2 separate regions of the Homo sapiens genome follow, and region 1 is linked to region 2. A link is a contact called in ENCODE Hi-C or POLR2A ChIA-PET data. All regions are on one chromosome and are shown on one strand. Each heading gives the region's core, a stretch centred on a gene start or an enhancer-like site at or near the end of the contact. The rest is flanking DNA. Distances are from core to core; before and after follow the strand shown.

The links. A loop is a pair of places that touch in the nucleus more often than their neighbours do. ChIA-PET counts read pairs that join two places held with the same protein, here RNA polymerase II (POLR2A). Pooled maps may share reads with other maps.
Region 1: a loop to region 2 is called in a pooled map, with 2.1 times the contacts of the local background. The contact joins the enhancer-like site here to the promoter of LINC02265 in region 2. A Hi-C loop is called at or near these places in 6 of 50 pooled maps. POLR2A ChIA-PET finds 5 or more read pairs at or near these places in 3 of 52 experiments (MCF 10A, activated CD4-positive, alpha-beta T cell and naive thymus-derived CD4-positive, alpha-beta T cell).

Annotation. Positions count from the first base shown.
Region 1 is chr4:40,118,866-40,124,022 of GRCh38, forward strand. N4BP2 (NEDD4 binding protein 2) reads left to right here. Exons shown (of 18, transcript NM_018177.6): 9 at 1,067-3,444; 10 at 4,262-4,347. Among named protein-coding and RNA genes, the nearest start is that of N4BP2, 65 kb to the left of the region's middle. Within about 2 kb of position 2,831, at least 4 of the 41 ENCODE cell types and tissues checked have a DNase peak (open chromatin) inside an H3K27ac peak, as active enhancers do.
Region 2 is chr4:40,305,935-40,311,391 of GRCh38, forward strand. LINC02265 (long intergenic non-protein coding RNA 2265) reads left to right here and starts at 1,251. Exons shown (of 4, transcript NR_121641.1): 1 at 1,251-1,552; 2 at 2,343-2,394. RefSeq lists enhancers at 1,671-1,720, 2,291-2,420, 3,425-4,063, 3,994-5,193, 4,064-4,702 and a silencer at 3,358-3,652.

The DNA of each region.
Region 1 (5,157 bases), core at 1,581-4,080, 190 kb before region 2:
AAAAACAGCATTAACTGACAGACAGAGTAAAGAAGAAACCACAGGTCTGAATTATCCATATGTTTTGATGGTAAGGGATAGAGAGCTTCTGTTAAAAAGGAGTTGGGAATGGGGAAGAGAAAATTTATAAATGCTTTTTTGATTGAGAAACAGTGTTGCAAAGTGGTTAAGAGCATGGACTCTTGAGCTATATTTCCTGGGTTCAAAAAGTCCCAAAGCTTTGTCATCTCTGACAAGTTACAAATCTTTCTGTACTTCAGCTCTTCATTTCTAAAATGCCAGTAATAACACTCTGCTCATAAAAATCTTATAAGGATTATGAATTAGTACATGCAAGGGACTTAAAGTAGCATCATCTAACACATAGAAAACTCAGCGTTAGGTATGATTTCACTTAGGAAGGCATCCTGCGAGAGTTGGGACTTCGAGCACTCCTGAAGTTAAAAAAAAGAGGAAATGCATTGACAAATTTAATCGAGAAAAATTAACTAAAGTTGAGAGTATAATGATTTGCACAAGTGCTCTGAGTCTGAAATTAACATTAAGTATGGCTTTAAAAAATCTTACCAAATGACATTTCAAATGAAAGCTCTTTTTTTCTAATTTCTCTTAATCGGGCAAATAGCGTTGGTTGGCCCTTTGTGACTTTGTAAATGAAGCTTCCTCGGTATCAGACCTATTTTACATATGCTTAGCTATGTAAAACTAAGGTCAGAAAGAAGCTAGAAAAGTGGTGTCCTCTCCTGGGAACAAATTCAGAGCTTTAACTTTAATGCATAATTAACACCTAAACTGAAAATCTCATATGTACTATTCAATTAAAAAAAAAGTTTGAGTGCTTCATATATGCCAAGCATCATGCTAGGTAATGGGGTTACAACAATGTAATGTGTTCATAGGGTATTAGAGAAAGATCAGAATTAGCTTTTATAATTTTAATGTAATTTATTTATAAAATTTTCAGAATAACTGTTAAGTGCCCTGTCAATTAATGCTTCTTTAAATCATAGTATTGATGGCAGCATTAAGAGACTTTCTCATGATACTCTTTAAAATAATCTTACAGCCCAAGAGACGATGAAGATATTATCTCTGAAAAAGAAGAAAATATTTTATCTTTATCTTTGAAGCATCTAGAGTTCACTGAAGAGAAGAATCTTGATGTAACCAAAGAAACAATGTTACCTGAGAATGTTGCATATCTCTCTAATGCAGATTTAAACAAAAGAAGAAAAGAAATAAGTGATATGAATCCTAGCATTCAAAGTGCTTTAATTCTGGAAACTCCACACATGTATTTTTCTGACTCTGAAAGCAAACTACAGGCAACAGACAAAAGTGAAAACGAGCAAATAGAAATGGTGGCTGTAAAAGGGTATAGTAAAACTGACACAGATAGTTCTATGGAGAGAGTATCACCTAGTACTTGCTGTAGTGAAAATAATCAAGAAGACTGTGATCTTGCAAATAGTGGACCACTTCAAAATGAAAAATCCTCACCTGGTGAAATAGTGGAAGAAAGAGCAACAGTAACGAAAAAAGCCTTTGGGAAACAAAAAAGCAAATCGACTTTGGAAAAGTTCCCAAGACATGAGCTATCAAATTTTGTTGGTGACTGGCCAGTTGATAAGACTATTGGTCAGAGGACAAAAAGGAACAGAAAAACTGAAAAAACTTCATCCGTACAAAGCGACAAAAAGTATAATTACCCTCAGTCACACAAATTAGTTAACAGTGTATCTGTGAATACAGATTGTGTCCAGCAACGAGGATCTCCACATGAAAGTGTAGAGGATGGCAGAAAGTCACAGTGTGATGATGCTTCAGAGCCACTCAATAGCTATAAATATGATGCTTATAAAAATATTGACAAAAACTCATTCAACATTATGGGTGACTGGCCTTCATCTGATTCTTTAGCTCAGAGGGAACACAGATCAAGAATGCCAAAGACTGGTTTAAGTGAGCCCAACCTAGAAATTGGAACAAATGACAAAATGAATGAAATATCCTTATCTACAGCACATGAGGCCTGTTGGGGCACAAGCTCTCAAAAACTAAAGACATTGGGTAGCTCCAATCTAGGAAGTTCTGAAATGCTGCTCAGTGAAATGACCTGTGAGAGTCAGACTTGTCTAAGTAAAAAGAGTCATGGGCAACACACATCGTTGCCTCTTACTTTTACCAATAGTGCACCAACTGTTTCTGGAGTAGTAGAACCACAAACGTTAGCTGAATGTCAAGAGCAAATGCCTAAGAGAGACCCTGGAAAAGAAGTAGGCATGTGCACCCAGACTGAACCACAGGATTTTGCTCTTTTATGGAAAATAGAAAAGAATAAAATTAGCATTTCAGATTCTATCAAAGTATTAACAGGAAGATTAGATGGATTTAAGCCGAAAGTTTTCAATATTAACACAAAATCAGACGTTCAAGAAGCAATTCCATATAGAGTAATGTATGATAAAAGCACGTTTGTTGAAGAAAGTGAGCTTACCAGTGCAGATGAATCTGAAAATCTTAACATTCTTTGTAAACTGTTTGGATCCTTTTCATTAGAAGCCCTGAAAGACTTATATGAGAGGTGCAATAAAGATATTATTTGGGCCACAAGCCTTTTGTTGGATTCTGAAACTAAGTTATGTGAGGATACAGAGTTTGAGAATTTCCAAAAATCGTGTGATGGATCACAAATTGGGCCTTTTTCTCTGGGGTTGAATTTGAAAGAAATTATTAGCCAAAGAGGAACTTTAGAGAATTCTAATTCTCCTGTGCCAGAGTTTAGCCATGGGATTGGTATTAGTAACGCTGACTCACAGTCTACTTGTGATGCAGAAAGAGGAAACTCAGAGCAGGCGGAAATGAGAGCTGTCACTCCTGAAAACCATGAATCGATGACAAGTATATTTCCCAGTGCTGCTGTGGGTCTAAAGAATAATAATGACATACTTCCTAACAGCCAGGAAGAACTTTTATATAGCAGTAAGCAGTCCTTTCCAGGTATTCTAAAAGCTACTACTCCTAAAGATATGAGTGAAACAGAAAAAAACCTAGTAGTCACAGAGACTGGAGACAACATACATTCTCCTTCACATTTCTCTGATATTTTTAACTTTGTATCTAGTACTTCAAATCTTGAATTAAATGAAGAAATTTATTTTACTGATTCTCTTGAAATAAAGAGAAATGAAAATTTTCCAAAGGATTATGTGAAATTTTCAGATGAAGAAGAATTTATGAATGAAGATGAGAAGGAAATGAAGGAAATTCTAATGGCAGGAAGTAGTTTATCAGCTGGAGTTAGTGGGGAAGATAAAACCGAGATATTGAATCCCACTCCAGCGATGGCCAAATCTCTGACCATAGACTGTCTGGAATTGGCATTACCCCCTGAACTGGCTTTTCAACTTAATGAATTATTTGGTCCTGTTGGTATTGATTCAGGTAAGGAAAAAGTAAATGACCATGTGTGTGTCTTTGTGTGACTAGACTACAGAGGGTTCTATTTTGTATTTTTTTTTTTTCTGAGATGGAGTCTCGCTCTGTTGCCCAGGCTGGAGTGCAGTGCCTCAATCTTGGCTCACTGCAACCTCTGCCTCCCAGGTTCAAGTGATTCTCCTGCCTCAGCCTCCAGAGTAGCTGGGATTATAGGCATGTGCCACCGTACCTGGCTAGAGAGTTCTATTTTGATTGTAAAATTATATTCTATGTTAACTGAAATGCAAAAGTAATTTTATGTTGCCTAACTTCACATAGTGCCTTATTTTTGACACATTTCTGGAGGACTTTAAAAAATACAATAGGAAGAAATAGAGAATATTTATATGGAGTTTGTATTTATCCCATACATAGTTTGAACGTTTTCTCTGGTATTTACTTCACACTTAATTGTACGGATGAACCTTTTAAAATCCTTTGGTGCTACTCCAGATACATTTAAGACAAGATTAATTTTTTAGAACATATTTATTGAAAAGTCTTGACTAATAGAAATGAATAAAGTAAACATATTTAGACTCATGGAAAGGAATAACTTAGATTTACTGTGAAGCTTTGTATAACTGCAGTAGTCAAGAAGTGTGAAGACAGTAACATAGCATATAACATAAATAGAAATACTCTAAGATTTAGTAAATAGAAGCATAAGTTAGGAATTAATAGTACAAGTTAGTTTTGTGATGCATAAGGTGGTTTAGTATGTTTTCTGCAAATATATAATGAGTAATGATTACATTTTCTTCCCTCCCCCTTCCCCCACAAGGGTCTCTAACAGTTGAAGATTGTGTGGTTCATATAGATCTGAATCTGGCGAAAGTGATTCATGAGAAATGGAAAGAATCTGTAATGGTTGGTAGGCTTCTTTTTATAAAGAGCTCCTTTTTTGTCCATTTTGAACCTTTGAATTTCAGTGAAATCTACCACATAATATTAAGGAGTTCTATTGAATTTTGGCTTTGAGATGGAAGAGTTCTATTGAATTTTGACTTTGAGAGAGAATGAACTTGTACCATTTAACAGATTACTGTCTTTTTTTTTCTCTCTTTTCAGTAGTTTAAGTATTTCCAGACAGCCAAATTATATAATTAGCGATGGAGCTCATTGTAATTGTTGATTTTTTTTATATCTTTTTTCTATTTTAGAGACAGTGTCTAGCTCTGTTGCCCTGGTTGAGTGCAGTGGCACAATCATAGCTCACTGCAGCCTTGAACTACTGGGCACATGATCCTCCTGCCTTAGCCTCCAGAGTAGGTAGGACTATACAGGTGCCTGCCACCACACCTAGGTAATTTTTTTTTTTTTGTAGAGGCAAGGTCTCACTATGTTGCCCAGGTTGGTTTTGAATTCCTGGCTTTAAGTGATCCTCCTGCCTTGGCCTCCCAAAGTGTTGGGATTATAGGCATGAGCCACTGTGCCTGACCTGTTTTTTTTTTAAGAAAATAATTATAAACAGTGAGTTTTTCACTCCCAGAATTAAAGACTTCAATGCTGATTGGTTAAATTTCAAAGACAGTTCTTAATTTATTTAAAAATTTTTTTCAGACCATTCTTCATAACAAGAAATTTTTTTTTTTAAATGCAGTATTTTTACCATTCTAGAAGTGGAAAAAATATGTAGCTGTAGTCATACTTCATAATTTTTATTATCTAACTTTATTG
Region 2 (5,457 bases), core at 1-2,500:
TACGATTTAGTATTATAGCAACTTTTTTTAAAAAGCAGAAGTGCTAAGAAAAGTTAAGGAACTCAACAAAGCTTGCATCGCTAGGAAGTAAAAAGCCAGAATTTTGATTTAAATCTAATGACCTATGTTTATTCCATATTATGCAGCCTCTTGGATGCTCTAATGCTGGCCTAATCAGGAGAAAGAGGCAAATGAGATCACGGTCAAAACTGCTGGGGAAGTCAGGTGCAGTGGCTCACGCCTGTAAACCCAGCACTTTGGGAGGCTGAGGAAGGAGAATCACTTGAGCCCAGGAGGTCAAGGCTGCAGTGAGCTATGATTGCACCACTGCACTCCAGCCTGGGTGACAGCGTGAAACCCTGTCTCAAACAAACAAGCAAAAACTACCAGGATTGAAAATATCTGAGTGAGGAAGATGGTTTGTAATGGAGGCAAGCTAGCAAGAAAAGAATGTGGGGGAGGGGTTCTATACCTGCATCAGATCATCTGAGGGCCCACAGTGCAGCTCCGTGGGCTCTGAGGGATTGTGTAAGAGGCAGCTGGCAGATATGCATGGGGTGGGCTGATCTGGCAAAAAGACGAGATAAATCTGAAAAATACATTTTACAGTGCTCTTTACACTGAAGAATCTTGCAGAGTAACTGGTAGATATGATAAGGGATAGAGAAGGAATTACTGCTTAATAGCTAGCCAGACACTGGCATTAAGGTTTCTGCATATTTAAATGGGTGTGCTTTTCCCATCCCTGACAGATTCTTTTGTTTTCCCCTACGTCCTTAGGTTCCTCTTTTATACAAATGGCCTCTATGTCCATTCACACTGTTCTGCAAGATCAAAGGAGAAAATAATTCCCAAAGCAATGTTCTGGGACACTGAGGGTCATCAAACATCAAGTGAAATTTGATCAACTTGCATTTTTATGTATTATCTCTTACCTTTTGCATCTTCAGAAAGGCAGTTTATCTTTATTTTCATTTAGTGGTAAAATATTTTCTAATAGCATCAGTGAAATCCTGTTGAAAGTCAATGGCCAGCTTTTTAGACATAAGACAAATGAGAGTTCTGTTGGGCACAACAGAACTGCTAACAGGTCTTTCACTATATTTCTTTCTCTCTCAGCCATTGATGGGTGTCTGACACCTCCAAACTCCCTCTATGCTGGGCTGATTAGAAGTGGAGGAGTTGTCTAAGATGCAACTGTTTGAACTTCAGCGGTGGAAGGTTGGGCAGCTGGGCCCCAGGTGTGTGCATTCAGACTGTAGCAGGAGTGATGCCCTCTCCCCGTGGTCCATCAAGCTCTATCTATAAGATGAGTCTCAGGAGACTGAGTACCAACCTCTAGACAGGAGCAGGGAGGGATATAAAATAGAAATGTTGACAAGGCAAAGAGAATGATGCCCCCAAGGCCACTGTGGTTCTACAGACTTATGTTTGTGCTCGAGTTAGAGCAGGATGAGGTTGGAAATGAAGCTTACAGAGTTACAAGGGACGGCGGTAGTTCCAGAAAGGACAGGGTCATCTGGTTTTTGGAAGGCATCTTGGAGATTTCATCGTACGTAAGCCATCCAGAGCTAGTATGTGGGCTGCATGATGTTGGGGACTTGCTTTCCTCCTGTCTTTTTGCTCTACTGTTCTCGATACAGAACTTCTCCCTGTGAGGTCCGATGGTAGTTAGGGAGCAATGGTGCTAATAGGAGGCTTTGTTAATGAGAACAGGGATGCCTGCTAGATTTGGGGTTAGAAAGGAAAACAAAGAAATGTGATGAGGTCCTAGTGTCGTTGGCAGCTGGCAAATTCATTACATCATCAAGCTCTCTGACTTAAGTCTCTTGCCTACCTTGCGCTGGTTAAAACGAAAATGTAGCCCTCAGCGCCGCAGAAAACAATTCTCCAGGGCTGTGACCATGGGGTGCCAGGGAGGAAGTGAAACTAATTGGGCAAAGACTCTTCCTGTCTGTCCATTCCTCTGTGTGGCCCTCTGGTAGAAGCAAGGATTTATGCATGTTGGGCTAGATATGAGTGAAAAAGGGGAAACATGGTCTGAAGGAGGACTTTGGGGTCAGGAATAGTCTAAAGTTTAGCAATTTTCTTTTGCTTTAGGAATCGCTCTTTGACCTCATTTTTTTTTTCTTTTTAAGTGAAGTTTCCAAGCAGAAAAGGCAGTATTTGCCAAGTGCTACAATTCACTCTAAGCTGATTGGGTTCTGAACACGAAGGCCCTTTTTACTCTCACAATCATTTAAAAACAGTAGTAGTAAGTGGGGTGTTTTCGCACTAATTTACAGGTTCCTCATTTGTTGCTATGATGACCCCCTGAGGCCGGAATTGTTATCCTCTTACAGATGGGGCAGTTGAAGCTCAGAGAGAAGTGGCTTGACCAAGGCCCAACGGCAGGTGAGCAGCAGAGTCTAGGGTTTTATCTTTCTATCACACCTGTCACCGTGGTGCCCGGGGATGAGCAGTCACTTCAGATAAACGTTGAGGTTTCTGTTACCAGCCGTCCTCCGGGCCCAGTGTGATTAGTCTACTTTGCTCAGCTTCCTGTAGGTGTGTTGTGATACTCTGTAGATACTTTATTTCCTCTTCTCCCCTAGTTCGTCCAGAAATACAAACTGTTGAATTTCTTTATCATCATTTTAGAAGTGATAAACATTCCCAAAAGGTATGTTATTTCTGCCATGGAGTTGGCAGTCTTTATTCATGCAGAATGCATTCTGGAGTGTTTTGTTTTAGTGAAAAGAAGACATTCTTAGAAATTGAAGACAAAGAGGAGAGGAAGTGAGCCCGCAGGGGGCATGTTCCCATGGGATTGGGAGTCAGGCATCTTTAGGTATCTCTGCTCCCTTCTCCTCGGGAGAAAGCAAGGACCACTGCCTTCTAAGTCAAGCAGACCTTGGTTCAAATCCCAGCTCTGGCGAAAATTCTTGAGGAAGATATTTAACCTCTCTGAGCCTCAGTTTCCTCATCTAGAAAATGGGGAGAATAATATCACTTTCTTCATTGGGTCATTGGGGGGAATTTAATGAAGTAATGCAACATTTTTCCAAGTGTGATATACATCCTATAGGTGATAGATGATTTTCTGGTGATATAGATATTCTAATGTAATAATTATAACATACACACACCAGCACACCAAAATCATCATTTCACAGGTCTGATTGCTTAGGGTGTGGCTAGGTAAGAAGCATATATAACCCACATTAAAGACTATTTTAATACAATGTTAAATGTGTGATAGAGATGGCATCAGTGGACTAGAGAGGGGGAACGACCATCACCAGGAATCCCTGAAGGAATGTGTATGAAAGTGGGCCCTGCCCACTTTGGTTGAAGTCTTCCACCCTGGTTGACTTTGGACAAAGGAAACCAGGCAGATCCAGGTTGGATGGGAAGGCTGGCTCTCCCTGAGACCTGAAGCCAGGGGCCCTGTGAAGAGTCCCTGTTAATTTCATCTTGCGCTGCTGCCCTCTGGTGTTCACGCGCTGTTCCCAGTGTCTTGAGAGCAAGTCAAAGCCGAGCCAGTGCGATTTAGAGCGTGAGCGCGACCCTGTCTGGCCCTTCTCCCACTTCTTTGTTTCCCTGCTTTCAGGGACTTTCCGAGTCCCATCAATCCCACCACCTTGGCCTATCCTCCCCCAAGTGTCACTTCCTCCTGCAGCCTAGTCGCAACTCCCCTTCCCCCAAACTCCTTACTAATCAGCAGAGGATGCTCTGGTTCTCAGGTGTGAACAACAAATGAGCTTAGTTTACTGAGGGGACATTTGTTTTAAAAGAGAAACCAGTTTAACAAAACAAAAACTCAAGTCAGCAGGAAGTGAAGTGGCTATATTTTTGAAATGAGGGTCTTTCCTTGTCTCCCAAGCTTCCTCTACAGAATGGAACCTGCTCTTTAAGCAGGCAGCCACATCCCGGGAATGAAATCCTTCAAAGGGAATGAATTGCCTTTCTTCCCAGCCAATTCTACAAGAAACTTTCAAATAGTTTCACTTTCTGTGTTCGAACATAATACTTATAACTGAGAACCCCAAATATAAGTGGTTTTTGTTAAATCACTGGATATAATAAAGGCTGGGTGTGATGGCTCATGCCTGCAATCCCAGCACATTGGGAGGCCGAGGTGGGTGGATCACTTGAGGCCAGGAGTTCGAGACCAGCCTAGTCAACATGGTGAAAGCCCATCTCTACCAAAAATACAAAAATTAGCCAGGCCTGGTGGCAGGTACCCATAGTCCCAGCTACTCGGGAGGCTGAGGCAAGCGAATTGCTTAGGTGGAGGTTGTAGTGAGCTGAGATCGTGCCACTGCACTCCAGCCTGGGTGACAGAGCGATACTGCATCTCAAAATAATAATAATAATAATAATAATTTATTTACCTCTCATGTAAACAGAGACAACCCAAGACTGTTATGGCGGCTCCCTGATCACCAGGTTTCTTCCATCTTGTTCCATTCTCTTCAACACATGGCTTCTACCTCGTGGCCCAAAATGGCTGCTCCAGCTCCAAGCTTGGTTCAGCGTTTCAGTCACTGGTCAGGAGGAAAGGAACAGAGAAGGGTACATTCTAGTTCTTTAAAGTGCTCACTGGCCAGGTGCGGTGGCACATGCCTGTAATCTCAGCACTTTCGGAGGCCAAAGTGAGAGGATCACCAGAGGTCAGGAGTTCGAGACCAGCCTGGACAACACAGTGAAACCCCATCTGTACTAAAAATACAAAAATTAGCCAGGCATGGTAACACATACCTGCAGTCCCAGCTACTCAGGAGGCTGAGGCAGGAGAATCACTTGAACCTGGAAGACGGAGGTTGCAGTGAGCTGAGATGGCACCACTGCACCCCAGTCCCCAGCAACAAAGCGAGACTCTGTCTCAAAAAGAAAAAAAAAGAAAAAAGAAAAGAAAGAGAAGTGCTCACCACTCTCCCTTACATCCTGCTGACCAGTCCTCAGACATGAGTTCACTGTCAGGTATACTGGGGAATGAGGCAGAGCAACCATGGGCCTTGGTAACATTTGACATTTTATTACTGAAGAATTAGAGAATGGATTTTGGAGACAATCAGCAATCTCCTCTATAAGCCGATGGCTGGCGTTGTGAAAGATGTTCAGACCCAAGAAGGATCAGATCCCAGAACTAAAAAGAAGCTCTAGCATTTCCCTCCTGTCATCGAGGAAATGCTGCTGGAACAACGGCTAATACTCTAAGCCTCGGCCGGGACGCGGAGATTGTAGTCTGGCTCTGCCTCTCGCCACTATCATGGCCTTGAGAGAGTTACCTAACATTCCAGAGCTCAGTTTCTCTCAGATGAGGTTACTTCCTGCTCTACAATGATGACTATATATACTTGTCATGGCATCAGGCAGTTAAATAGACAATGAATGTATTTTTTCTTCCTTTCAATCGTGAACATTTAATGTTGTGAATAATTAAGAATACACATAACTGGCTGGGCGAGGTGG